Regions from separate parts of the Mus musculus genome. Here regions 2, 3, 4, 5, 6 and 7 are each linked to region 1. The links are chromatin loops, found by intact Hi-C in ENCODE. Cell type or tissue: left cerebral cortex. All regions are shown on one strand. Region 1 holds the start of Pwwp2a (PWWP domain containing 2A). Region 2 has its middle 12 kb from the start of Fabp6. Region 3 holds the start of Ttc1 (tetratricopeptide repeat domain 1). Region 4 has its middle 20 kb from the start of C1qtnf2. Region 5 has its middle 32 kb from the start of Fabp6. Region 6 has its middle 26 kb from the start of C1qtnf2. Region 7 has its middle 25 kb from the start of Fabp6.

What was found. A loop is a pair of places that touch in the nucleus more often than their neighbours do. Peaks named below come from ENCODE experiments on the same cell type or tissue, not always from the same donor. Only the 100,000 strongest peaks of a DNase experiment are listed, where the experiment ranks them.
Region 2: it touches region 1 in a loop (6-fold over the local background); 9 of 42 quality-filtered maps call a loop at or near these places.
Region 3: a loop joins it to region 1, with 2.4 times the contacts of the local background. A loop is called at or near these places in 7 of 42 quality-filtered maps.
Region 4: a loop joins it to region 1, with 8 times the contacts of the local background. A loop is called at or near these places in 5 of 42 quality-filtered maps.
Region 5: a loop joins it to region 1, with 2.5 times the contacts of the local background. A loop is called at or near these places in 9 of 42 quality-filtered maps.
Region 6: it touches region 1 in a loop (6-fold over the local background); 5 of 42 quality-filtered maps call a loop at or near these places.
Region 7: it touches region 1 in a loop (4-fold over the local background); 10 of 42 quality-filtered maps call a loop at or near these places.

The regions. Positions count from the first base shown.
Region 1 is chr11:43,679,174-43,683,173 of GRCm38, reverse strand. It overlaps Pwwp2a (PWWP domain containing 2A), which reads right to left and starts at 1,176. Exons shown (of 2, transcript NM_027557.1): 1 at 558-1,176. The coding sequence starts at 1,081. It overlaps Gm34963 (a long non-coding RNA gene), which reads left to right and starts at 1,110. Exons shown (of 2, transcript XR_388594.3): 1 at 1,110-1,339. In left cerebral cortex, CTCF peaks have their summits at 488 and 1,656; DNase peaks (open chromatin) are centred at 581, 1,350 and 2,323; H3K4me3 peaks cover 1,835 bases; H3K27ac peaks cover 997 bases.
Region 2 is chr11:43,611,646-43,615,645 of GRCm38, reverse strand. It overlaps the pseudogene Gm12149. Among named protein-coding and RNA genes, the nearest start is that of Fabp6, 12 kb to the right of the region's middle. In left cerebral cortex, CTCF peaks have their summits at 688 (motif pointing left) and 2,358 (motif pointing right); a DNase peak (open chromatin) is centred at 2,356.
Region 3 is chr11:43,746,248-43,750,247 of GRCm38, reverse strand. It overlaps Ttc1 (tetratricopeptide repeat domain 1), which reads left to right and starts at 2,240. Exons shown (of 8, transcript NM_133795.2): 1 at 2,240-2,326. In left cerebral cortex, no CTCF peak of the experiment used is centred here; a DNase peak (open chromatin) is centred at 2,191; H3K4me3 peaks cover 1,369 bases; H3K27ac peaks cover 654 bases.
Region 4 is chr11:43,491,859-43,495,858 of GRCm38, reverse strand. No RefSeq gene overlaps it. Among named protein-coding and RNA genes, the nearest start is that of C1qtnf2, 20 kb to the right of the region's middle. In left cerebral cortex, CTCF peaks have their summits at 631, 1,677 (motif pointing left) and 2,965 (motif pointing right); DNase peaks (open chromatin) are centred at 82, 1,677 and 2,972.
Region 5 is chr11:43,631,955-43,635,954 of GRCm38, reverse strand. No RefSeq gene overlaps it. Among named protein-coding and RNA genes, the nearest start is that of Fabp6, 32 kb to the right of the region's middle. In left cerebral cortex, a CTCF peak has its summit at 1,617; DNase peaks (open chromatin) are centred at 1,618, 2,599 and 3,171; H3K27ac peaks cover 2,376 bases.
Region 6 is chr11:43,498,685-43,502,684 of GRCm38, reverse strand. No RefSeq gene overlaps it. Among named protein-coding and RNA genes, the nearest start is that of C1qtnf2, 26 kb to the right of the region's middle. In left cerebral cortex, no CTCF peak of the experiment used is centred here; no DNase peak of the experiment used is centred here.
Region 7 is chr11:43,624,680-43,628,679 of GRCm38, reverse strand. No RefSeq gene overlaps it. Among named protein-coding and RNA genes, the nearest start is that of Fabp6, 25 kb to the right of the region's middle. In left cerebral cortex, no CTCF peak of the experiment used is centred here; DNase peaks (open chromatin) are centred at 1,582, 1,922 and 2,135; H3K4me3 peaks cover 908 bases; H3K27ac peaks cover 1,848 bases.

The DNA of each region.
Region 1 (4,000 bases):
TTTAAGCTATAAGTAAAATTAGCAAAAGGTACCTCCTTATTAAAGAGTGATCCTCCGAGAAACTATTTCCAGCAGTTCTTAATAACAGTTAAAAAAGGGTTCATTAACTCTAGGCTCTTCCTCTTTTAACAACTGACAGGTAACCTTTTGGGAAGCCCAAAGCACACACCCCTTTCTTCAGCCCCGCTAAAGTTAAAGGTTGATTTGAGGACAGGGAGATGCCTCCGCAGCACCTCTTCCCCCCCCCCCCCCCCCACAGCACCCGTTTCTCTAGGGGATCCATCTGCATTTTGCATTAACCCATCTGCCCCAGTGCGCAAGCCAGAGGGTCGCAGGGGGCTGGGGATGCGGAGGCGGGGTGTGCCAGCCATCTGCACCCGCGCGCGTCCCCAGCTGCACACCTGGGGCCGGGGCCGCGCGCGTCGGCCCCACGCGGAGCGCGCCCCACGCGGAGAGCGGCGCGGCGCGCAGGACCCGAGGGCGGGGCGGGAGCAGCTCGGGTTCGCGCTCTCCCTCGCGGCGGAGCGGACAGCTTGCAGTTGGGGGGCCGACGGTACCTTTTGGATAGGTCCATGAGGACCCCGGAGAAGAGCTTCTCCCCGAGGCGGAACGACACGACGAGCGCGTCCTCGATGATGTGGTCCAGCGTGACCCGCACCTCCGAGCCGGGGATGAGGTGCGACACCGCCGAGTCCCCGCCCGCCGGCGGCACGAGCGCCGGAGCTGGTGGCGGCCGCGGCGCGTCCTCGGGCTGCTCGGGGGCGGCCGGAGGCTGCTCGGGCGGCGAGACCGGGACAGCCGCGGGCTCGGGCGGCTTCGCCTCCTCAGCCTCGGAGCTATCGGCCAGCTCCCCCGGCGGCGGCGGCGGCGGCGGTGGCGGCAGCGGCTGCTCGTCGGCCTGAGGGGCGGACTGGCGCCCGTCGGCCTCGCCGTCCGGCACCGCCGCCTCCGTGGCCGTGACCGGGAGGGGGGTGCCGGCTTCGCTGCCGGGAATGGGCTCTAGCTCCGGCTCGGCCTCGCCGGCGCCCCCTTCCCCGGGGGACGCCGCGGTCGCCGCCGCCTCAGCAGCCACGGCCGCCATTTTCTCGCTGGTTTCTCCCTCCTCCTACTCGGGCTGCGGCGGCGGCGGCGGCAGCGCGGCTGGGATCCCGAGGCCTTCCCCTCCCTCCCGCTAACACTCTCGTCCCGCCCTTTCCCTGATGCTCGTGATTGGCACCGCGCCATTGGCTCCGCCTTCCACCCCCTTCCGCACTTCTGTCAACCCATTGGTCAGAAGGAGCCGTCTGTCGCGGGCTGAGTCCCGCCCCCTCCCTCAGAGTAGGAACTTCCCATTGGTCAGGTGAGTTGTCAAGTGGAGAATCTAAAAGGAGTTTGAGGGGCGGGCTGAAGGATGGCAAAAGCGGCGCCCTGTGCTTACAGCCTGTATCTATTGGTTAGTAGGGGAAATACCGCTTTAGGATTGGTTTATGCCCCTGCCCTTACTCGGCCCGTTCTTCGGAGGTGGGAGAAGGGAAGAAAACGCGAGTCGTGCCAGTTCTTTCAAAGACTCCCCAAGGGGGGAATAGCGGGAGAATGCAGAAAGGGAACCACTTCCCAAGAATCTTTGCGCAGAGATCCTTAGAATAAATGTTATTTCTAGGCTTGGATTTGCTTGTGGCCAAGTGTGGGCACAACAGGCTTCTGTTGGGAAAGATAACTAAAGTTCCGAAAATAATCCTGAGACACTTTTTGGGTGCCTATTCACTAGTCAGATTACGAGGTGCTGGAAACAGGGCGATGTACAAGACATTCTCCATGACCACATGACAGGAGCTCCCGCATACACACAAGCGGTGTTTTCCTTGGTTTCACTCTTTAAAATATAAAGGACTAAACTCTAGGAACCTGCTAATTTCAAAAAAGGAAAATTCTAACGAGAAGACAGACAACTGGCATGCTAAATTGACTGTAGTCCTTAGATCCACGGAAAGAGTTCACTATTGAAGCCTTTTCTTTCCTTACCCTCTTCCTTGCCGTGTGCAGAAAGAAAGAAAGAAAGAAAGAAAGAAAGAAAGGAAGGAAGGAAGGAAGGAAGGAAGAAAGAAAGAAAGAAAGAAAGAAAGAAAGAAAGAAAGAAAGAAAGAAAGAAAGAAATCTAGGCATAGTTGCCGGTGGGGCAGCTCTTGGGAGGCACAGGCAGAAATGGCAAAATTCTAGTCCAGACTTAATACAGTTTCAGGATAGACTCAACTGCAAACTGAGATCCCATCCCAAGAAAGAAAAGATGAGGGCTAGGGGAGCCCTCCAGTGTCCTAAGGTCCTTGTTTTTGTGGTTTGGGTTTTTGTTTTGAAACAGCGTCTCCCTATGTACTTCTGGCTTGCCTGGAACTCACAGAGATCGGCCTCCTTCTCTCTGCCTCCCAAGTGTTGCGTTTAAAGACCAATTCTATTTGAAATCTGTTAAGTCTAGAAGGAGCCACTGTACTCATTTCTTGCAGATTGTTCCTCAGTCAGTCCTTTCTAATAGGAGCAATCAGAGGCACTGAAAACACCTACAAAAGAGAAAGAAGATATTTACCAACGTGGAGGGAAGAATGAAATGTCAAAGATTAATTGAATACTATATATCAATATCTAGTACAATCTTACATGGTCCTTGCAATTCGACAAGTGCTATTATACCCATTTTATTTGAAAACTGAGACAAAAAGGTTTCTAATGTTGTTTAGCTAATAAATTACACGGTCATAAGTCCAGGTATTTTTTTATAGAAAAGACAAAATGACAATAAGCAAATATTAGCCAACGTTCTGTCTATTTCAAGCTTAGCAGTTCTCAGGAAAGTAAAAGTCCAATAGAAGATGCCAGTCAAGGAGAATTCAGAATCTCCCTTTACAGCCACAGGGAAAATGGAGTTTGTTTAGAGACCACTGTGTACCACTGACTTTCCCAAACCCTCTCATTTGAAGTCCTGTGTTCTGGGGGTCTAGAGCAATGGCTCAGCAGTGAGGACCATGTGCTTCTATTGCAGAGAATCATAGTTGGTTCCAGCACTCCAGGGGATTCAATGCCCTCCTCTAGCTACCTTGTGCACAAACCTACTCCCAGACATACAGAGATGAATAGCTAAAAGTAGTGAAAATAACCAGGCATGATGGTGCATGTTTTTAGTGAAGGAGACAGAGACAAATGGATCTCAGTTCAAGGCCATCTTGGTTTATATAGCAAGTTCTAGACCAGTGTACTGGCTAGTTTTGTGTCAACTTGACACAGGCTGGAGTTATTATCACAGAGAAAGGAGCTTCAGTTGGGGAAATGCCTCCATGAGATACAACTGTAAGGCATTTTCTCAATTAGTGATCAAGGGGGAAAGGCCCCTTGTGGGTGGGGCCATCTCTGGGCTGGTAGTCTTGGTTCTATAAGAGAGCAGGCTGAAAAAGCCAGTGGAAGCAAGCCAGTGAAGAACATCCCTCCATGGCCTCTGCATCAGCTCCTGCTTCCTGACCTGCTTGAGTTCCAGTCCTGACTTCCTTTGGTGATGAACAGCAATGTGGAAGAGTAAGCTGAATAAACCCTTTCCTCCCCAAGTGCTTCTTGGTCATGTTTGTGCAGGAATAGAAACCCTGACTAAGACAACCAATTAGGGCATCTATCGTAATGAGACTGTATCTTAGTAATCAGCTTTTAAAGCACACTAATATGTTTTAACTCTCTTTACAAATGAAAAAACTGGGCCTTCCTCAACAAACAAGCAAACAAACTGTGCTTGCTAACATGCACACGCATTGGTTTTGATACCTAGACAGAGTAAGAAAGCCAAAAACATCTCTTACGGGGATTACGTTATGCTTACATTAGACATACACAGGTCTTGCCTTACAGAATTTTCATTATGACTCTACATCTATAGTTCACCACAATCAGCTAATTAAACAATAACATATAGTCTATGGAGCCATGACACCCTGAATTCTCACACTGTATAATCTCCCACAGGGAGGAAAATAAGAGTTGGGTCCTG
Region 2 (4,000 bases), 68 kb after region 1:
TGGGCAGGTGAGATGGCTTAGTGATTGGTTAAGAGCATTGGCTGCTCTTCCAGAGGTCCGGAGTTCAATTCCCAGCAACCACATGGTGGCTTACAACCATCTTAAAGGGGATCTGATGCCCTCTTCTGGCCTGTGGATATGCGTGCAGCAGAACACTCATACATTAGATAGATAGATAGATAGATAGATAGATAGATAGATAGATAGATAGATGATGACGTCCTCAATATGTTAATCAGAAAGCCCTTAAACAAAGAAGTGAAGAAGCCCAGGACCAAAGCACTCATAGTTCAGTGTTTTGTCACGCTACCTATTCTGTAACACAAGTACTGGTCTATTACTCCACGGAAGGAATGACACACTGAGAAAAACGAGGAAGAGGAGGAGGAGGAGGCAGCTGTAGAATATGCTAAGCTTTTGGCCAAGAGAATGAAGGAAGCCAAAGGAAAACACTAGGCACAGACTGCCAAGAGATGCAATGTATCTCACTAAAAGTTTCTACTTCTAAGTTTAAGTACAGCCAAAAACAAGTAACAAATAAGTTTTTTAAGAGTAACAAAGGGGCTGGAGAGATGCCTCAGCTGTTAAGAGCACTGACTGTTCTTCCAGAGGTCCTGAGTTCAAATCCCAGCAACCACATGGTGGCTCACAATCATCTGTGATGAGATCTGATGCCCTCTTCTGGTGTGTATGAAGACAGCTACAGTGTACTTATAGATAATAAATAAATAAATCTTAAAAAAAAAAAAAGAGTAACAAAGCCAGGTGGTGGTGGTACAGGCCTTTATTTCAGCAGGGAGGCAGAGGCAGCGGATCTCCGAGTTTGAGGCCAGCCTGAGCTACAAAGGAAGCTGCAGAGCAGCCACAGCTACACAGAGAAATGCTGTTTTGAAAAAACTAAAACAAACAAAAAGTGAAACAAAACCATAACAACTAAATAATCAGACCTGGAGACCTACATAGTGAGTACAAGTTCAACCTGGGCTTCAGTCAAACGTGGTGACTCGGGCCTTGAAAACCAGTCCTTGGGAAACACAGGCAAGACTGTCCTGAAGTTCAAGGTCAGCCTGCTACATAGTGAGTTCCAGGCCAACCGGGGCCTTACGTGAAACCCCGAGTCAGTCAATAAATCAACCAGTCTGTATAAATCTAGGAATGATATCCCCGTGATCAAAGCTGTCTGAGGACCGACCTGGTCTCAGCTGCCCTGTCCACGCAGTCTACCCTCCTGTCACTGTAGCTAATCTCATTTTCCTTTGGCCACCACGCTCTAGCCACACAGGCTTTGCCTCCACCTATGCACGCGGAACGCTACGCTCCCGCTGCCCCAGCTTCTGCGCAAGCTGAACCTTTGCCTGAACCCCCCTGCTTATCCTCACTCTGCATCCACTACACATCACATGGCGTCTACACAGACATGCCGTGTCAGACCAGCTTCTTCCCTCTTTCCCTCCCTGTCTGAAAATGACGTTTTCAAGTATCAGTACACCACCCATTATACACTCCTCCTTCTTACTGGGGACCCAGGCTTGGCCCTGGGCATGCTGGGTAAGTTATCTACCCACTGAGGCCATTCCCAGCCTTTTTATTTCATGATCTGGCTCTTGTTATATGGCCAAATTTAGCAGAACTAATCGTTCTGCCTCTGTCTCATAAATGCTGGGTTACAGGGACACATCACCACTTTCTTTTGGGGGAGTTTCATTTAGCCCAGTAAGGCCTCAAACTCAGTATAGAGCCAAGGTCAACCGTGAACTACTGATTCCTCCTGTGTTCTAGGGTTACTGGTTAATACCGACATACTGGCTCCTTCCTCATCCTTCCGTTTGGACAAGGTCTGACAGGAAGTTTCTGCATAGCCCAGGGTGGCCCCTCCCTATCTCTATAACCTAGCTGTGGCCTATCTTTGCTGTACCCATAAGGGCCTACAGTTTGGCACACACATTAGACACTTAACATGTGTTTATTGAGTAGACAAATGAACAAGGACTTCCTCGGTGGTCTCCAGAGATCTTTGGTGTGTTGGCTCTGCATGCCATTGGCAATATTGGCATGTCTTGCTCTGTGGTGTGTGTGACCTGGTCACAGTCAAGTGATGAAGACAGTGGTATGTGTGTGGAGGAGGCAAGAAGTCTTTGAGGCAAAAGAGAAGCATGTCCGGGCTGAAGATGCTTGGGGACTCTTTACACTTTCCACGTGATACTTAGAAGAGCACTTTCCTCTTTGCAGCCATCTCCGTGGCTCTTTTGTGGGGATCCGGTTGTTGCTATTACGAGGCTGGCTTTTCTGGGCTAGTGCCTGGTACTCTTATCCTGAATCTCCCTGGTCAGGTTATATGAAGGTGATCACTAGGGGGCGCTCCAACTCACAGTATCTGTCTCCAGGGCTGCCAGCTGCCTGGGAGGCGTGCTGTCTTTGTTTCTGAGGCCTTTCTTCCTCTGTCTCTCCTCTCTCCAGGGTTTTCCTCTTCTACTTTACCCTCAGCCCTTCTCCTCAGTCTCTGTCAGCACATATAGGTTGGCCCCATCCTGGGATCCGTGCCAGTGTGACACAGAAAGACAGACATGGAATCGACCTGCTCACTTGAGTGCTCACAGCATAACAATTTCCCTTAAGCCAGAAGGACAGTGATGCTTCCTGGGAGGCCTGCCTAGGGGAAACGGAAAGGGAGACTTGCTCCACTTAACCCTGGGGCTCCACAACCCTACCCACAGCCACTTGGCTGTCTGACTGAGCACCGACCCAACATCTCTCTTTCCGAGACAGAAGATGAGGGAAAATAAGGCTGCTTTATCTCACTGAAGGATAAACTAAGGCTCCAGCCCAAAGTGGAAACGTGGTGCTAAACAGGTTCAAATACTGCTGTTAAATGAGCCTGGACAGGTCTCTTAACCTCTGAGCATGATGTATTAGGGCTGTGAATGCTTATACCTGTGCCTGGGGTTAGTCTATAGGCCCATGACCAGCTAAGGTAGAACTGGAACCATACCCCTATCTTTTGACTCTCAGGCAGAAACTCTTTTGGGTAGAGAGCACTGGAAACAGGATGTGCACTCTGGTCTCTTCTTTGGGGAGCGGTCTCTGTGCCAGGCAAAGCCACAGGAACTCCCGTCCTTAGTTCCTTAGGGACATTATCTGTCTTTGTGCCATAGACTTCTCTGGGACGTCCTAGAGAAGCACAAGTCTGTCTGGGATACATTATTAATGTCAACCTGAGCATCCTCAACTTGGTTATATAAGAGAGGAGAGAGCAATGTTCCCAGACTGACAGATACTGCTGTGCCTCTGCGGTTGGGGAACAGAAGAGCTAGCCGAATCCAAAAGCTTAGCAAACTCTCTAAAGAAGATGACGTCCACCAACGCGTTAGTCAGAAAAGCCTTAAACAATGAAGGGCACTCGGGAGGCAGAGGCAGAGGCAGGCAGATTTCTGAGTTCGAGACCAGCCTGGTCTACAAAGTGAGTTCCAGGACAGCCAGGGCTATACAGAGAAACCCTGTCTCTAAAAACAACAACAACAAAAACCTTCTGACCATGCTAATGTCTCCCCACTTGCAGCTCGGGTGGTAGGAAGGAAGAGATGGTTTCAAACACTGTTGAGGTAGGGGTAAGGGGCGCACTGGTGGAACCCTCACAGAGAAGCTCTGCTAGTGACCTCTGACCTAGTTGTTCTGTCTGAGGGGATTGAGCCTACAGACAGACTCTCAGAGATAGAAATAAAACAGTGACCTTTCCAGCTACCATTTTACTCACATAACAGAATACTCAAAGTCAGGCATGGTGGTGCACTCCTACAACCCTAGTATTAAGGAGGTGGAACAGGGCCAACCTTGGCTACACAGAAAGTTCGAGGCTAGCCTGGCTACAAGAGACCCTGTCTCAGAAATGAAGATAAATCCCCTTTTTCTCCTCACCAGGATCAAATCTCCCCTGCCCCCAATGACCATTGTATCACTTTTTTCCCTCCCTTCCCCTTCCCTCCCTTGTCCTCCCTTCCTCCCC
Region 3 (4,000 bases), 67 kb before region 1:
TTCAAGGAAATAGCTGGGATTACAGCAGGCCCGTGGGGGGTGGGGGATGTTGGTAGCTAATATATAAATACATTTTTGCTAGCATTTCAGATGGCTATTCACTTTCTAGACGTAGCTGACCTAGAACTCACTACGCCCAGACTACCTACCCAGTCTGGCCACAAAGTTCTGTGATCTTACTGCCTCCACCTCCCAAGCACTGAGATTATACCCATTATACCTGTTCTGGTGGATTTTAAAGTTACACTGTTTAAGAGATTTGAAAATGGGGCAGTGGTGGCACACGCCTTTAATCCCAGCACTTGGGAAGCAGAGGCACGCAGATTTCTGAGTTCGAGGTCAGCCTGGCCTGCAGAGTGAGTTCCAGGACAGCCAGGGCTATACAGAGAAACCCTGTTTGACAAAAAAAAACAAAACAAACAAACAAACAAACAATAAAGGATGTGGTATACGTGGTATACTTTTTCAATGCTTTTATCACGGTAAATATTTACTCAAAATTTTAAGAAAAACTCCTGCTATTAGTTCATCTTTTCAAGTGAACCAAATTACATAAACAACTATGGAAAATAACACCAGAATCGTATACTTTTCATTTCTTTTGTTGAGTATTAGTATTTATCAGGAAAGGGAGAGATAGAGAGAGGTGGATAAAGGTGTGTGAATGACATATAGGTGTGGATGAGAAGACAACATTCAGGGGCTAGTTCTCTCCTTCTACCACATGTTCCTGGAGATCAGACTCTGGTCAGCAAGCTTGCTGGCAAGTGCCTTATTGTCACACTAAGTCATCTCTCATCTCCCTAGCCCCTCACAATCTCACAACCTTATTTGTCAGAAAATTACGAGTCAGAAATATGGCTCATGCTTCACTGGGTATGAGTATGTCTTGTTTTGTTTTGTTTTTCGAGACAGGGTTTCTCTGTTTAGCCCTGGCTGTCCTGGAACTCACTTTGTAGACCAGTCTGGCCTCGAACTCAGAAATCCCCCTGCCTCTGCCTCCCAAGTGCTGGGATTAAAGGCGTGCGCCACCACAGCCCAGCGGTATGGGTATGTCTTATGTTTCATTTCAGTGTTAAATCTTTTTTTTTTTTAATAATTCTGTATAGCTCCGGCTGTCCTCGAACTCACTCTTTAGACAAGGCTGGCCTCAACTCAGAAATCTGCCTGCCTCTGCCTCCCATGTGCTGGGATTAAAGGCAAGTGACACCACTGCCTAGCTTCTGTGTTAATTCTTAAAGTATCTACATTTAAAAACAAATAAATCAAAGGAACAGTATTTCTGTCTATGAAATTTTGTATAACTCTATGGAATTTTTTTAACTTTACTGTTATCTAATTAACTCTTCTGGTGTGCATGAGTGTTTGTTTACATGTATGCCTGTTTACCATGTGTGTGCCTGGTGGCCATGAAGTTCAGAAGAGGATCTTAAATGCCCTGGAACTGGAGTTAAAGTTGTGGTAAGCTGCTATGTGAGTACTGGGGATTGAACCCTGGTCCTCTGAAAGTGCAGTCATTGCTCTCAATTGCTAAGTCATGCTTCCTAGCCCCTTGTGGGAATTCATGACTGAGCCTAGGAGAGACTTAACCAGTCTTGATGAAAGGCTACTTTCCTTTCCGATGTCTTTTTAATTTTCTCCATCTTTGCTATCCTGTCACAAGAAGAATGGCATTGTTTCAATTTTTTGCAAATCTCTGATTTAATACAGGACAGGTGAAGGCCTGGAGGTCTAGCTCACAAATAGACGGACTTGCCTAACAGCTAGAATAATTCACCCCTTTTTGTATTCCTTCTGTTGCACTATATCAGAAGACAACCTCTGGAAAGCGCTGTACAGTCATGAGAAAATGAGTGGAAAAAGTGTGTAATATTTACTGTTTTGAAAACTGTTACTCTCCTAACAGAGCTCTTGAAAGGCACTTTGGAAACTACTGGAAAGAAATGTTTATTTAGGGACGAAGGATGTTTTCGGGTTCTTATGCACATTCCTAACATGAGGGACGCCAGAATAAAGACGTTTTTAAAGCCACAAGTAGTCGCGTTTGAAAAATTACTTTGTGCTAATTGGCAGGATTTGACATAACTCAAGATGACAGCTGAGGCTCATAGTACTGAGCCGTACAGTGACGTCACACAGCTACTTCCGCTCACTCTCTTCGAGTTGGCCACTACATTTCCCAGAATGCTTTGCCAGCAATGGCGCCATTGGCCAGCGCGGCCGGAAGTGCACCTGACTCAGGAGGAAGTAGAAGGACTCGGAGGCAGGAGCGGTGGAGAGAGGAGCTGGGAGGTTGTGAAGCCCATCGTGGGTCTCGCGGCGTTCGGTGAGGACTGTGGCCTGGGACAGGCGCGGGGTCGCGCGGGGAGGGGCTTTTCTAACCTTGACTCATAGCCGGGAGGGACGCGACACTCGAGTAAAAGCGAAGCCTGCGAGTCCTGACCCTCCCTTTTAACTTTTCCTTTTAACAGGCTAGGACGAATTCGGACTTTAACGCGACACTGGGTCATTGGCGTGGTTTTGCTGCGACCAGAGGGGTGGCAGGCACCGCAGAGGTTCTGACTCAGCTTCTAGAGCAGCAGTGGTTAATAGGATGAACGTAAAATCATCAGAGTCACTTTAAAAAAACAGAGATGCTCTGACCTGACTGCAGACCAATATTGTCAGGATCTGGGCAGCAGGGTTGCGCAGCGAGAGTTGAGAACCGGCTCTTCCAAGGCTGAGTTCTGAGTCCCTGGAGGATGCCTGTGAAAACATCTGCGCAAAGGCTCCCCTTCCAGAATTAGCTACCTAAGCTATACCGCTTGCATTTGCTTACGATGATAAGCACGATTTGGGCACAGATGCCATCTTGGGCTCCATAAGAAACTTATTCTTCGGCTCCCGGTGGCGATAGTGTCCCATTCGGACTTCATTGTTTCCTGTTGACAACTTGGTCATTTATTCTGAACAAAGATTAGAACTCTTTCTTTCTTTCTTTCTTTCTTTCTTTCTTTTTTTTTCCCCTGCAGCTGTTTTGGATTCTGTCTAATTTGTGCCATCCAGCAAGCTGCCGGACGTGGAAAAGTCACATTAAAATCAGTCTTTTCATTTAGGGTATGGATCGAGGGTGTGGTTCAGTTGTTTAAATGGCTTACATGTACCACAAAGTCTGAGATTCGGTCTCCAACACCAGTGGGAAGTGGGGATGTTAGTCTTGGTATAAGTCTGATACCATATTTGATCAGCAAGACTATCAGTTAAAATGATAATTGGCATTGAGTGTGAGTTTATTATACTCTAGTTTGGGGCTGGGGAGGGGCCTAATACAGGGTCTCATAGCCCAGGCTAGCCTCACATTTGCTGTGTAACCAAGGATGGCCTTGAACTTCTGATCTTTCTAACTACATCTCCCCAATGATGAGACTGCAGGAATGGGCCACCACAATTGGTGATATCCTGTTTTTAAAATGACTTCCTTGGACAGGCATGATCCATACTCCTTTAATCCAGCAATGGGGAGACAGAGGAGGGTGGATCTCTGAGATCAAGGCCAGCCTGATGAACAAAACAAGTTCCAGAACAGCCAGGGTCACACAGAGAAACCCTGTCTCAAAAAACAAAAACAAACAAACAAAAAAAAACAAGCCGGGCATGGTGGTGCACTCCTTTAATCTCAGCACTCAGGAGGCAGAGGCAGGCAGATTTCTGAGTTCGAGGCCAGCCTGGTCTACAAAGTGAGTTCCAGGATAGCCAGGGCTACACAGAGAAACCCTGTCTAGAAAACAAAACAAAACAAAAAAACCAATAATACTTATAAAACAAATAAATAAAAATAATGACTCCCCAGTCAAAGAAAGTCAAGCTGTGTTTGGCGGGGTTATATGTAGAAGTTTGTTTAGGTGTGAAAGACAGAAGGGTTTTTTTTTTCCATATTTTTTTTATTGGGTATTTATTTCATTTATTTCCAATGCTATCCCAAAAGTCCTCCACACGCTCCCCCACCCACTCCCCTACCCAC
Region 4 (4,000 bases), 190 kb after region 1:
CTTAGTCTTTGATCTCAGAGACCTCCATGTGCAGCTCTGCTTGTGTAGTAAATGACTCACCCTAGGAAACCATGCTGGAGGGTTGCCAGCCTCAGCGGGAAGATTCTGTGTGAGGCAGACACAAGAAGCTGGCTGTGGTGATGACGGCATCAGCTCTGATCTTGTCTTTAAATTAGCACTAATGTGAGGGGAAAAAATTAGGAAGTAGATGAAGAATGTCTTAAATGTGGGGTGGGGGAGGGTGTGGCATTTTCCCTGAGCTATCTGTGGCCTTTTCTGGAAAGTTCTTTTTAGGCTTCTGTTTCTACAGCAGGGAAAGGGTATAGCTCTTGAAGAGTGAGGGAGCTACACTAACGTAGGGTCTCCTGTCATCAGACCCATGTGCAAGGAGCTGGGTCTGTGACTCTCAGACTATGGAATCAGAGGGTCCCAAGGAGAGGCGAGCCACTGCTCTGAAAGCCTGGGTAGGTTGTGGTACCAAATGGCTTCAAAGGTCTGACCTGAGACCCCCTCGGAACCAACTCTATCCTACTCAGAAACTTGTCAAAGCCTAGACAGTTCTGGTTTATCAGGCTCCTCCCGCTGGGAAGCATGGGGTAGACAGACCTGCTCACAGGGGCCCCCTATCTGTGGTCTCTGCTTCCCCGTGTCTATGAAGTGAGGTTGGTGGTCTTGGAAGCTGCTGACAATAGTGTGAACTGTGGAGCAGTCCGCACACATCAAAGGCGGCCTGCTGCCAGTGTTCAGTAAACGTTGCCGCCATTTCTAGTGTAGCTCAGGAGATTTGACAGTGATTTGTTATAACAGAAGTCTTCACTGAGGGGTGGGAAGATGGCTCAGTGTGTAAAAGCATTGGCCAGAAAAGCAGGTTAGGGGCAGAAAAGGCCCTAAATACAGATTTTCCCCAAACTCACATACAAGCCTGGCATGCATGAACACAAGTCTGTCACTCTAGTTCTATTGGGGACAGAGACAGGAGGATTGCTGGGGATTGTCAGTCATCAGCAGAGATCCAAGTTCAGTGACAGATTCGGACTCAAGGGAATAAGATGAGAAATGGTAAATCAGGACACCCGCTATTTTTCTCTGGCCTCAGTGTGTGCATGCGTGTACACACACACACACACACACACACACACACACACACACACACACGTCTTCAGTAGAAGCAGAGGCCTGAGTGTGGAGATTTAGACGCTGGCTGATTCCCTCAGCAATGCTACTCATTGTGCGTGTGTTGTCGTCCTTTCCTGACTGCTTTGAAGAGAGAGAGAGATCAACATTTGATGCCTACATTGGTCCTGAGATCTTCTGGCCCAGCCGTTCATTTTGCTGAAGTCACAAACGTTATCACCCAAACCACACAGGGGACCCCAAGACACTCAGGACTGGACCCCGTTCTTGCTTAACAAGAGCTGGTACTCCTGCCCCATCTCAGGCTGGTCTCTGACACAAACAGGGAGCTCAAAACTCTGTCCCAAGTGCAGATGTCTGGAAAAGGTGAGACTGATTTTATTCCTTTTCTTTCTTTTTCTTTTTTCCCAGCACAAGATCACAGCCACCCTAGAACCCTGGCCTGAGACTCTCCCTTTTGTCTTGGGCTCTGAGGCTAGGAAACTGTCTGCTGCAGAGGCCTGCTGGTTTTTCCAGCCCCCTGTGGCTTATTGGAGGTTTGTGCGGTAGGTGTGCTCCCTCTAGTGGCACAAGTAAGAATTACATGCAGCCCGGAAGCCGTTTCTTCCTATTATGGTGGGGGTGAAGAGTGGGGTGGGGATAGGAGAGAGTGGGTTGGGGCTGGGGGGCTGGGGAGCTGGGGAGGCTGGGGGGGTGGTTGTCAAGCCTCCAATGTAACTTTGATGCATTCTGTACTTGTAGAACCGACTCGCCCCCACCCCCGCACTGTCTCTCCTTTACCTCACCCTAATTCCAGCCCTGTCAATCCCAACTTTGACTTTTGCTCTTTGTTTTTGTATTAATCTTGATTTACTAACATTCTCTATTAAAATATTATCTGTATATATTATTGAGTCTTTGGTCATCTTTTAAAATTTGTGTCTGAGATGGGTGTCAGACTTCTCCCCTGCCATAATTTTGATCATCAACCTGCAGAGGAAAAGCCCTTATGTAAACGGAGTACAACACGCACTTGCCAGGGGAGACCTAAGGTCTGTCTGTCAGTGTGGGCTGGAAGCTCTCTGCACTGTCATGATCAGAGGTGGGGTTCTCCAGGCTGCTTCAGAAGGGGGTAGCTGCCCTTCAAAGAATGCACTGAACTGGGGTCTGGTGGCACAGGCCTTAATCCCAGCAGGCGGACTTCTTTGAGTTCCAGGCCAGCCCAGTTGACAGAGCAAGTTCCAGGACAGCAGGACTGCACAGAGAAACCCTGTCTCGAAAACCGTGAGGCGGGAAGCTGCTTTTCAAAGAGTGTATTGAAGGAGAGAGAGCCTTTGGATTAAAGGCTCACCAAGTTCTAGGTCTTCTTCAGTACCTACATAAAGGGAAGACCGCAAACAGGCCCAGCTTCTCAAGGCATTCAAGAAGCCACAGACAGGACTAGGAACGAGGGTCTTACCATGTAGCCCTAGCTAGCCTGGCATTTGTTATGTAGATCAGGCTATCCTCCAACTCACAGAGATTCACCTGCCTCTGCCTCCTGAGTGCTGGGATTCTCATCATCATGCCTGGTTTAAAAAAAATTTTTTTTTTAGAGAAAGGAAAAGAAAAAACTGTTTACAAATGAAGGTGCCAGTCCATCTCAGAGGCTGACCCTTCTGCGGGGACCCCGGGCAGAACCCCTGCCCACCTGTTGATCTGTTTGGGCCACAGAGTACTGCCTGGTTTCTAGACACTTACCCACCCCATTGCATTTGTGGTGGACTCAGTGAGAATGATTAAATAAACCTTATTTTGTTAGCACTGGGCCCACGCTTCCCAGGACCAGCCCATGCCCTACCTGTTGTTCCATGAGTATCCACCAGGGGGCAGTGAGCGCAAGCTGCTTGAATGTTTGACCCTATCAGATAGGAAAATCTCTAAGCGTTGATCATGGGCTTACCGCATTCTGGCATGGAGGCTTCTTTAGCCCTGTATTCTGAAAACACCTGACCAGGGTAGACTCATCTCAGTGCTATTCATTCCTGCCACCAGGCACGCAGTGAAACCCTGCTCTTCATCACCGACCGAGCAGTGGGCCAGCAAATAATAATAAAAAGCCTGGGTCCTTGATGAACAGCGCTTACATTCTGAGGAGGCTCAGGATTACCCCATTGTAATGTCATACTCCCTCTGCATACTGGTAAATTAATACTCTTTTTCTTTTTTCTTGAGAAAGTTTCACCCTTAGCCCAGACTGGCTTTGAACTCAATGCAATCCTCCTGCCTCAGCCAGCAGAATGCTGGAGTTACAGGCAGAAGCTAAAGCAGCTTTCTAATAGGAAGGAACATGATTATGAGGGTCTTTGTGATCTTCCACCCTCACAAGTCTCAAGTCTCTTCTTCTTAACTGCCCAATTCTTCTGGCTTCAGTCAGTTCCTAAAGAGCACCCAGCTCTTCCCTGTGTAGAGAGGGCATTTGTACCGGCGACCAGGTCATTTTGCTCGAAGAACATTCCTTTCAGGTTCTCCTGTTGCCCTGTGTCCTGCTTCAGAGCCCAGCTCCTCTGTGCACTCATGGGCTCTGATTTACAATTCTTTGACCTACGGATTTTTGACTTTGGAAGGTATAAATATAACACACGTTCAGCAGGAACTGCCTGGAATTTTGATCTTTCCCCTCACTGTCCCTGTGTAGGACATTGGCTTTTGCAACAGTGACAGTAGGCAACCTGTCAGGGTGAACAATTGCTCTTCTGTGTGCCATGTGGCTGGGCCCCAATGCTCACTTTTGAATGTATCTTTAACTGAGCAATATTTTAAAACTTATTGTGTTTTAAACGCAATCCCAACGGAAGCAGAGGAGTAGCTGTGTCCTGGTTGAAGGAATCTCAGAGAGCTATGAGAG
Region 5 (4,000 bases), 47 kb after region 1:
TCTCTCCCTCCTTCCCTTCTTGTCAACAGGGTCTTTCTATGAAGCCCAGGGTTCCCTAGAGCTTGCTTGTACCCAGTTCTTTCCTCAGCCTGGGGATTACAGGCATCCCACAGCACACCTGGCTCTGGGTTTGCCTGTGTGTTTTCATGGGTAGTTTTGCTCTTCAGACTATTTGGTGTCTGGATTCAGAGAGTGAGATCCAGGAGGCCCTGGATGCTACTGAACTAGAACCCTTGACTCTTGGGTTACATTGCAGAGAGCTGTGGCAAGGGCTGGACCTCAAATCCAAGGGAATCCATTGCTTCAATGTACTTGGGTTCTGGCGGCTGGAACAGGAGTTGAACAACCAGAGTACAGAGTATGGTTTGTGCTTCTATAGTTCTCGTGTCTCTGTGGTACTGGTGGGCATGTATTCTATCTAAAAAGCCATAGAGGACATAGGTTGGGTTTGCTGCTAGGGACTGGAATCAGGCCCTGGAGGAATCGGGTCGAAGGAAAACCTGACTTTTCAGTTTATATTCGTGCTGGAGTAGTTTTAAAACCTGGTGCCAAAAGTGTGTGTGTGTGTGTGTGTGTGTGAGAGAGAGAGAGAGAGAGAGAGAGAGAGAGGCAGCTCAGTGAAGAAAAGTATTACTTACCAACTCACCAGGCCTGAAAGCCTCAGTCCCATCCCTAGGCACCCATGGGAGAAGGTGAGAACACTCCTGTAAGCTGTCCTCTGACCTCCACATTGGCAACGCGGTGCCCAAGCCACACAATGCATAATTAATTAATTAAAAATAATTCAGGAGAGCCAGGCGTGGTGGCGCACGCCTTTAATCCCAGCACTCGGGAGGCAGAGGCAGGCGGATTTCTGAGTTCGAGGCCAGCCTGGTCTACAAAGTGAGTTCCAGGTCAGCCAGGACTACACAGAGAAACCCTGTCTCGGAAAAAAAAAAAAAAAATTCAGGAGCAGGCATTGATGTCCCTGTTGGATTTGAGCAGCTAGTTAGTCATTTAGACCAACGACGAAAGTGGAAATAACAATGTGGATTTCAAGGCTAGGTCATAGCAGGGCATCCAGTTACTTGATTCTTTTCTGTACTTGTTTTCTTTCATTCTTCTGTTATTGTTGTTGTTGGTTTGGTTTGGTTTGGTTTTGGTTTGGAGGCAGGGTTTCTCTGTGTAGCCCTGGCTGACCTGGAACTCGATCTGTAGACCAGACTGGCCTCAAACTCAGAGAGATCCTCCTGCCTCTGCCTCCTCAGTACTGGAGTTAAAAGTGTGCTCCATCACTACCCAGCATCAGAAAAACAATGGGGGGGGGTTGTGTTTTGAGACAGGGTTGCTCTGTGTAGCCCTGGCTGTCCTGGAACTCAGAAATCCGCCTGCCTCTGCCTCTGCCTCCCAAGTGCTGGGATTAAAGGCGTGCGGCACCACGCCCGGCAGAAAAACAGTTTTTAAGGGCAATCTATTTCAGTTTAAGGTTGGCAATTATTATTATTTTTTAATTGTTTAGATTAAAAAGCAAAACAAAATCCGAGGGCTGGACTAGAAAATCTCTGGGGAGCCTGAGTCCTACATCTTGACTTTCAGCAGAACGGTTGTGGGGGAGGGGCGACAGCACAAATTCCTCTCCCTAGAGGCTGGGATGGAAAGCAAACCAGGCACCGCGGCAGCTAGGCGGGGAGAAGCTCAGACTTTCCCAGGCGGTTCCTACGCGGAAGTGCTGGGGTGAGGGTGAGGGAAGCCAGGCCAAGGAGCCTGGTGTTAGAAGGAGCAGAGCCTGCAATAAATCACCTCCCTAACCTGCCTGCTTTCCTAGGCTGTCAGCTTGGTGGAGGGTGAGGGTGGGGGCGGGGCAGGGGTGTGCTGAAGCTGGCGGGGCACCAGAGGAGTCTACATTTCAATTGCAATAGGAAACCAACACCCTACACCTCTATTCCTCTGCCCCAGCCGCTTTTCCTTTTTCTCCTCCGTCCATCCTTTGCCCTGCCCTCCCCTTCTCTCTCTGTGGGCCCTCCTCAGCGGAGAGGGATCCACTCAGACATCAGGCCTGCAGTTCTGGTCCTCTCCGGCCTCCTTTACAGTGGGTTCGATTCCCTCCAGGGCTCCAGGCCATTCCATCTTCGGCACACATGTCTCATTCGGAGATCCAGCTTGGATGAGTGTAGCCCGATGATGGATGAGATAAGACATTAGGGCTGCCAGGCGAATGGCAGCTAGCCAGAGAGATAGGACTCTCACAAGATAGCAGAGCCACCCTGAAGAGAGCCTACAGCTACCAGGATACAATGTTCCTTGGGTGCTGCCCCCCCATCCCCACCCCATCGCCCATCCCCAGGCCTGGGCAGCTAGTGGTGCTGGAAGCACGGGGCAGAAAAGAAAGCCACAGACCCTCTGAATCCAGTACTTAGTGTACAGATCAGCTTTAGTGGGTGTTGTGCCTTTCCAAATGTCAAAAGCGGACACACACACCCTCCTCCCTACCCCCTGCCAGAAGATCCCATAGAGATGCTTGGATCGGGAAAGGTTGCTTATTCCAGCGGGCTACTCTGTGCAGGTGTGTATAATCGGCTCACTCATTCATTCATGCACACAATGTGGGAGTTCTCTATAGAGCTCAGCTGCCCACAGTAATGCCCATGTAGTCTTAGAGGAGCAGGCTGGTTTCAGTACAACCTTCCTAGCTGTGTGACCTTGACCAGGTCTACCCCTGCATAAATAGCAGCTCATCCCCTCAGGATTCTGTCAGGTGGCACAGGTAAATTGCTTAGAACAGAGCCCGACTTGTGAAAGATCGATGGATTCTTTCATCCACCCAAGAGCCCATACGTGTGTTTGTGTGTGTGGGGGGGGTGGGGGTGGGGTGCAGGGCTGCAATGTTTGAGGTTTGGGGGCCACAGCCAGGAACAAGTCAGAGGGGGTTCCTGGTCTTAGGTGGTTTATCCTCCAGGCGGAAGACTGGAGATAAGCAGACAATTGAATGAAGAACCAGGGAGATTCAGGTAAAGGGAGGAGACTGGAGACTGGAAGGGAGTGAACAATAGCCAGGAGCGGCCTGTGACCAAGGGCTGAAGAAAACAGATAAACCCAGATAAGCCAGACAGGGCGGCTGGAAGGCCAGGATGAAGATGTTATTTTAAGCCCCGTAGGAAGTGACTGTGCTTTAGTGTCTGTTTTGCTTTTTAGCCTACACAGTTGCAAGCAGAAGAAGGAGGAAGGAGTTGCCAATATTTTAAGCAGGGGAAGAGAAGAAGGGGGAAGTTAGAAGCAAGTGTCTGAGCAGCTACTGTGGTGGGGTAGGCAAGTGGAAAATGACAACCCTTCCCTGCTAGGTTCCTTGGCTAAGCTGAGCTGAGCGTTAAGCAGACACAGGCAGAGCAACAGGGGAATCCTACATTTAATTCCATACTCAGGTAACTGACAGCATGGAAAGCTACGGAGAGGAGCAGGGGCGTTCAGCCTCTGAAGGAGAGCTGGCAAGAAGACAAGGAGGTGTGTAGGGAACAAAGGCTGAGTCGTCACACAAGTCTTCCATGGAACGAGTCTTGGAGTAGCCCCGAGATGAGCAGGAGCTAGGCTGTCTGGGAATAGTGTCAACCTCCTCCTCCTTCCATGTCTGATAAATTTCCCGAAGCCAGGTATGACGGTGTATGACCATAACCCTAGAATTTAGGCAGCAGAGGCTCTTGAGTTTAGGCCAGTGGTAAAGGTCTTTGTCTAACATGGAGTTGATCCCAAACCCAGTAAAAAAAGAGATTTCCAGGGAGGGAATTCAGGACAACTAAGTTCTGTCAGAAGGATCTTACTATGTGTAATATTTATATTAAATATACACACACATCCCTTTTGTTGAAATTGGGTTTCACTATGTGGCACCAGCTGATCCAAAATGTTTTATTGACCAAGCTGGCCTTACACTTGCGTCAATCCTCCTGTCTCTGCCTCTGAGGTTCTGGGATTGCATGTCTGCCATCACAGCCGACTATACTGTAGTCACTTTTGTTGTTGTTGTTGT
Region 6 (4,000 bases), 180 kb after region 1:
ACTTAACCATTGAATCACACCTTGGTACATCTTCTCTTTTTAAGTAAGAGTCACAAAGTATATGTTTTTTTTTTTTTTTTTATAATTTTTGGTGAAGTCCAACTTATCAATTCTCCATCGTCTGTGCTTTGGTGTCAAGGGTAAGAGCTCTCTGCTTAGCCAGGTCTTACAGCGATTACACTGTTTTCCAGCTTAGTGGTTTGTATTTGCATCTGCGATCCAGTCTGAGGTCATTTTTAACAAGGCTAGAAGTTAAGTTACAAACCTTCTTGCTTATGGACGTCTAACTTGTAACTTGTACTTGACAAACTCTTGGAGAGTATCAGGGAATGAGAAGCTGGGAAGGATTCGTGGTTAGGCAGGGATGGAATGGTAAATAGTAACCCATTTGTGAGGGGAAGGGATACATTTCCACTCTGAATATTTACCTGCAGGTGTAAATACAACTGCTATAAGCTGATTTTAAATTACCAATGTGATGGCGCTGGGCTAGGGAAGATGTGCACATACACACAAAGCTGAGATCTTTACACAGTGAGAGGGTGCGGAGGGAAGGTCAGGGTTTAGGGACCTGAATCTTTTATAAGAAGCTGTATTTTTTAAAGACTTATTTTTATATATGTGAGTGTGGGTGTCCCCAAAGTTGGAAGAAGGCATTGGATCCCCTGGAGCTAGTGTTTGAATTGATATGAACTGTCAAATGTGAAAGCCAGGAATCAAACTCACATCTTCTGGAAGATCATAAGCCATCTCTGCAGTCCTATAATAAGTTAACTTCTTAATATTAACTCCCTAATAGTTCTGCAGAGGTATATATACATATACATATACATATACATATACATATACATATACATATACACGTACACGTACACGTACACGTACACGTACACGTACACGTACACGTACACGTACACGTACACGTACACGTTCACATTCACATACACACACACACACACATACACATACACATACACATACATATACGTGTGTGTGTGTGTGTGTGTGTGTGTGTGTGTGTGTGTAGCCACAGGTTCCCTAACGGGGTGTCTTTCTTGATCACGGTCCACTTTATTTTATTGAAACTAGGACTCTGACCGACCCCAAGGCTCACAGCTCAGTCTGCATAACAGAGTCAGCTTGCTCAGGGATCCTTGTCTCTGCCTCCGAATGCTGGGATCACACATAGTTGCCATGCCTGCCTGGCTTTTGTGTGACTGCAGCAGATCCAAATTCTGGTCCTCCCCACTGAACCATCTGCCACCCCTATATTTATTATTCGGGATAATAAGGAAGACTGGCCCGTTCTGGAGATAAATACCACAGAAGCAAGTTGGAAAAGACAGAGCAGGAGTATGTCTCAGTGGAGGAGGGCTTTCTCTACCCTGTTAGAGTCTCTGAGTTCATCCCTAGGACTCAACAAACAAACAAACAAACAAACAAACAAACACACACAGAACAAAGACAAAGGTTATTTTCAATAATGGCTGTGTTTAACGCCAGCTATTGAAATTCCTGAAAATTTGACAATAGACTTTCAGGCGCTGACACAAGCTGGTTTATAGGAAGAATAATATCAAAGGACAAAACACACACACACACACACACACACACACACACACACACACACACACACACACACACACACAGGGTTGGAGGAGAGACAGAGAGAGAGAGGGAAAGAGAGAGAGAGAATATGCCTCTTGCTGATTTCTCTAGCTAGGAGCCAGGAAACAGGTGAGGAAGCGTATGACTCAGGGTGGATTTTTCATTATCTATTTTCTAGAACTGTTATTATTACTGGAAATTGCAATGAGTAAAGGAAGTATTTGATGGGATTTAATTGGAGTTGTGTGTGTGTATATCTATGTATGTGAGTGCATATGTGTGAAGGTATGTGTCTATGTGTGTGTGAGTGTGTGTGAGTGTATGTGTGTGAGTGTGTGTATGTGTGTGACTGTGAGTGAGTGTGTGTGTGTGTGTGTGTGTGTGTGTGTGTGTGTTCTGTCACTGGTAGCTTTTCTGCCCACCTTTTACCAACTGTAAAGCTATAAAACTAAGCATTTGGGTAAATTTGCTCATATCCTACACTGAATATGTGTGGAGCCTGCTTTAAAACCTGTGGTGGTTTGTATATTCTTGGAGCAGGGAGTGGCACCATTTGGAGGTGTGGCCTTGTTGGTATAGGTGTGACCTGGTTGGAGTAGATGTGTCACTGTGGGTGTGTGCTTAAGACTCTCATCCCAGTTGCCTGGAAGTCAGTCTTCCAATAGTAGCCTTTGGATGAAGATGTAGAACTCTCAGCTCTGCCTGCGCCATGCCTGCCTGGATACTGCCATGTTCCCACCTTGATGATAATGGACTGAACCTCTGAACCTGTAAGCCAGCCCCAATTAAATGTTGTTTTTATAAGACTTGCCTTGGTTATGGTGTCTGTTCACAGCAGTAAAACCCTGACTAAGACAAAACCCTTGACTCCTAAGTTAATTAATTTTGAGATAGGATCTCACTCTTGCAGCCCAGGCTGGTCCTCGACTCACAGCAATCCTCCTGCCTCAGCCTCCTTCTAGGAGTGAGGATTCTAGGCGTAGCTGCTTTTGCAACTAGAGCTCTCATTCACCACCAATCATGAGTTCTTCTGGCTTCTCTGTCTCAGGCAGCCACATCAGCAAGCACGCCTGTATTGGGTGCTCTTTAAGGGCTGCAGCTCCCATCCAGACTCTGCAGTAACAAAAGCCACAAGAGGCTCTGTTTACACATAACCAGGCCCTTACACATAACCAGGCCCTTACACATAACCAGGCCCTTACACATAACCAGACCCTTACACATAACCAGGCCCTTACACATAACCAGGCCCTTACACATAACCAGGCCCTTACACATAACCAGGCCCTTACACATAACCAGGCCCTTACACATAACCAGGCCCTTACACATAACCAGGCCCTTACACATAACCAGGCCCTTACACATAACCAGGCCCTTACACATAACCAGGCCCTTACACATAACCAGGCCCTTACACATAACCAGGCCCTTACACATAACCAGGCCCTTACACATAACCAGGCCCTTACACATAACCAGGCCCTTACACATAACCAGGCCCTTACATATAGCCAGGCTCAGCGGGTAATCCCTGCTTGCTGATCAAGCCTGGCGACTTCTCAAACTCAAGCAATGGTGGAAGGAGAGAGCCTAGTCCACAGAGTTATCCTCTGATCTCCCTATGTTCTCTGTAGCATGCACCTCAACAGAATATTCATGTGTGCACACATATATTCACATGAATAATAAATAAAAATTAAGGTGAAATAATTAAACAGGGAGCCAAAGGGGTGGTCCAGTGGGTAAGAGTTACACTGCAGCCATGAGGACTAGGGCATCCACATCACATACCCGAGATTTAGATAGCTCCCTGCTCCCTGCCAAATTCCTGGCCATGCAGCGTTCTCCATGCTAATGAGGTACCTAGAGGCCCTGAGGGTTTAGCCAATAAGCTTCCCTTTCCACACATTTCTCCCTGCAAAAGGTATTTAATCTTCGCTCCACCCTGAGAAGTTGGTATGGTACCAAATGCATCCATCTGCTAAGATGAACAGTCAATAAACCGTTCAGAACCATGAACTGTCTCTTACATCAAAATTCGCAGTGAGGAGTCACGGAGAAGGCATTCGACTACTGAGCTGTAGCCTAAGCCTCCAGCAGAAGGTCTCTCTGTGCTTCTAGCCACAACAGCAGCCAGGCTAAGACAATCACCACCGAGCTAAGCAGAGCTCCCCTTTACTCCCCAGCCCCGAGCTCCACGCTGTCTCAGCCCGTGCCCCTACTCTGCTCCCTACTCCTTGAGAAGCCCAGACGTCCGGGAGTTTGGGAGCACGCAGTCCTGGCTTGTCGAGGGCCTGTGGGCAACCCCCCCCCCATTCCAACTTCTCTGTATGGTTCTCCAGCAGCTATTGGGGGCCCCTGAAAGCCAAGGAATACCAGCTCTGACTTT
Region 7 (4,000 bases), 54 kb after region 1:
CTGGAACTCAACATGTAGCCAAGGCTAACCCCGAAGTTTGATCCTCCCACCTCTGCTTCTGCAACGCTAGAATTGCCATGAGCTGTTGTATCTGGATTCATGTGTTGCTGGGACTCAAACCCAGGGCATCATGAATGCTAGACAATAACTGTGCCAACTGAGCTACATCCCCAGCTTGGATCCTGATTGGTCAATCACAGGCTTCTTGCTGAGGTACCGAGGAGATACTTCTCCCAGCTTGAAACCAAAGGGTCAAAGGTCACCTAGAGTTCTTCAGGCTTATCTTCCTGGAGGGCCTACAGGGTTGTCTGGTGTGGTTGTGGCAGAGCAGCACCTTCTGGAGCAGGGAGGTTTCATTGCAGTGGTCCCTGCAGCTAGAGGGGTCTCAGAGTAAGTGGAAAGTGACCAGACCTGCCAAGCTGCGAGCCCTGGCCCCTGCCAGGAAGGGGCTTCTCAGGCGACTGTTGCTCACTCTGGCTTAGTTAGGGTTTCTATCTCTGTGATAAAACCCTGGTCAAAAATAGCTTAGGGAGGAGGAAAAGGTTTAGTTCACCTGACACTTCCGGTTAATAGTCCATCACTGAGAGAAGTCAAAGCAGGAATTCAGTCAAGCAGGGCCGGGACGTAGCGGCCATGGAGGAGTGCTGGATACTGCATAGCATGCTCCCTATGGCTGCCTCAGTTTCTCTCTTTATGCACCCAGAATCACCTGCCCAGCTGTGGCACCGCCCACAATGGACGACCCTCTCACATCAATCACTAATCTATGAAAATGGACCATTGGCTTGCCTACAGGCTAATCTATAGAGGGGAATTTTCCCGACGGTGGTTTTCTTTCCTTGAATTACTCTGGCTTCTGTCAAGTTAACAAAACACCAGCCTGCTCAGCTACCATTCCATGGCCCGAACAGCTTGCTTCTGGATGGCTCACTCATGAAACAACAAAATCATATGGTATTTAGGATTAGGACTTAAAGCTAACTTTCTCAACAGCATTTGACAGTGCTTCATAGATATCCCAGAGTCCTGGGCAGAACAGCATCCCTCAGATCTGCTCACCTCCAGCAGCGTCTATTCTGTGCTCCCCTAGCTGTCATAGGGAAAGGACGTAGTCAAGAGAGGACAGTAAAGAAGACATTTTCAGGCCGCATCAGGAACACGAGGGAGCGGGGGTGGGGGCGGAATTGGGGACGCTGCTGACAGGGAGGGGCTTGAACTTCAAAGGGCAAAGAAGGGGTTAAGGTCTGGAACTGTCCCAGAGGCTATGGGCACTTGGTTCTGAGCCTGCGTTAGAGGCATCAGAGACATTTTAATCGCTGATCTGTAGGGCACCATCTTTGTCTCCTATTTTTATGACAGTGAAAATAAAGTGCTTTCCTTGGGCCTAGGGAATGTGACATTGAGCTTTCCAGATAGAGGCACAAATAGTACAATGTTCGTAGGGGAGGAAAAAAAGCCTGTTTTCTTTGACAAGATCTGGGGCTCGAGAGGACTGGCACCGAGTTCAGAACAGGAAGGGGAGAGGACGATTCAGGCCAAGGAAGATCCAACCAGAGAGAAGGGAGGATCCAGTAGGCGTTTGCTGAGGATCTATGAGCGCCTGAGGACACCCTGGAAGGATGGTTTGTGAGGGTAGAGCCAGTATTCAGATCTAACTGGAGGTGCTGAGTAATGCGGGAGCCTTGGGGGAACCGGCTCCCATCCTCTCGCTTAAAAACACTTCTCAGTTGTTGTTTTGTTTATTCTGAGACAATGTCTCAGAATCAGTATGTAGAGCAGGCTGTGGTCCTGAGATTACAAACCAGAGAACCAGGGCTAGGCTTCTCCAACTATTTCCGCCATACCCCGCCCCCCAGGTCCCCAGAAGCAGCGTCCAGAATTCCTCCGGGGTAGCACTCAAGAAAGAAACAGTCTGGACTCTGCTGGATCCCAGCAGGTGGGAGGCCAGGATGTAGCCGAGGAAAGCAGCCATAGAGTGTGGAGGGTCTGAAGCTGCCCTCCAGCTGGTTCTCCGCTTTTCTTTATCTACTCAAAGCAGATCAGATGTTGCTTTCGAGACTCAGAGTGTGTCTTTTGTGCTTTGAAGGAAAAAAAAAAAAAATCCCTGTGCCTAGGTAACAGGCTGACTGCAGAAACGGAGGGTTTAGCTCCAGAGTCAAAGTGGGTGCTGTGCCAAGAGCGGAAAGGATGAAAGGGAGGAGGCTGACTTTGCAGGCACCGCCCCTCTTTCGCTTGGAGAAATCACAGCTGAACAAATGAGGCTGCTGGGGTCCAAGGTACAGCCTGATTCCACATTAGGACTCCCAGCTTAGGTCTGTGACTCCCCAGCTAAGGAGGAAGCAGCATCAAACCCTGCTGCTCTCCACCTTCTGGGCGGCCTCCGATGTGCTGTCTCTACTCTCTGAAGGAGCCTTAGCTACTCTTACTTAAAGGGAGAGGGCAGAACTGGCCTTGAGTTCCTCCAAGGTCCTCTCTAATTGAAGCAATCCGCCACATCCTTCTTGGTCTGCCTTAGAAACTTCCGTTTTCCGGAGCCTCCGGTGGTCCCTGGGTTATCTCAAACCTTCTTCTTACAGTGGGCAGGTGTAGTTTGGGGCAGAGGCTCTCAACCCTGTGCTCTCAGAGGCTGGAGAAAACATGTTTTGGGCTTTGCTTGTTGTTGCAGCTCTCTTCCTGACGACTTGGCCCTGTCGTTCGCTATAACAGAAGCAGCGAGGTAAAATATAAAGGAGTAAATGTGGCTATATCCCCACAACACTCGTCTGTGGAAGCTACATCTAAATATTTTCTTAATTGTGACTTAAAAAAAAATTTTTTTTAAGATTTATTTTATGTGTATGAGTTTTTATCTGCATGTATTTATATAATTCTTCCACTCGTGTGCCTGGTGCCTATGCAGGTCAGAAAAGGGCATCAGATCTTCTGGAACTGGAGTTAAGATGGTTGTGTGCTACCATGTGGTATTTGGAACTGATTCTGGGGCCTCTGCAAGAAAACAAGTGCTCTTAACTACTGAGCTATCTCTCTAGCCCCTTAATTTAAAAAAAAAATTTTTTTTAATTGTATGGGTGTTTTGCCTGCATGTATGTCTTGTGCACCATATGCATGTAGTGCTCATTGAGGCCAGAGAGGGTGTGGAATCCCCTAGAACCGTTGTAAGCAGCCATGCGGGTCTTGGGACTTGAACCAGAGTCCTCTGGAAGAGTAGACAGTGCTCTTAACCATCGGGCCTTCTTTCCAGGCCACCAATTCCCAGCCCCCTTAGTTTAGACTTTTTGAGACAGGTCTCACACAGGCAGAGTGACCATTAACTCCCGATCTTGCCTCCACTTTTTTTTTTTTTGGTTTGTTTGTTTAGTTTTGTTTTTCGAGTCAGGGTTTCTCTGTGTAGCCTTGGTTGTCCTGGAACTCACTCTGTAGACCAGGATGGCCTTGAACTCAGAAATCCTCCTGCCTCTGCCTCATGAGTGCTGGGATTAAAGGCGTGTGCCACCACACCCGGCCCTTGCCTCCACTTTTTAAATGCTGGGATTACCATGGGCTCCACCTCACCTGGCAATGTCATCTGAAAGCAAACAAAATATGCAGACAGCAAAATCACCTTCCAAAGGCTCTGATATCCTGCAGGCGGGATGAAGTCTGGCCACAGCTGGTTGGGTGCACAATGCTGTTTTGTTGCTGGGTTTTGCTGTATACATCCTCAGCAGAATATGGCGACTTGGGGGATAGCATGGTGACCTTGGCCCCACACTTACTCTTTTTCTTTGCCTGTTTTTCTTTTTTCCAAAATGGGTTCTTGCTATGTAGTTTGGGCTGGCCTTGACCTATTGGCAGTCCACTGGCCTCAGCCTTCTGAGTGCTAGGATTACAGACAGGCGCTACCAGGCCAGGTTTGCCCCAATTCGTTACCATTTATGAAGAGACAGCCACGTGTATTAATTCCTACGATGCCCTACCTCAGTTATCTTGGATAAATGAGATTAGAAATGATGCAGCCCCA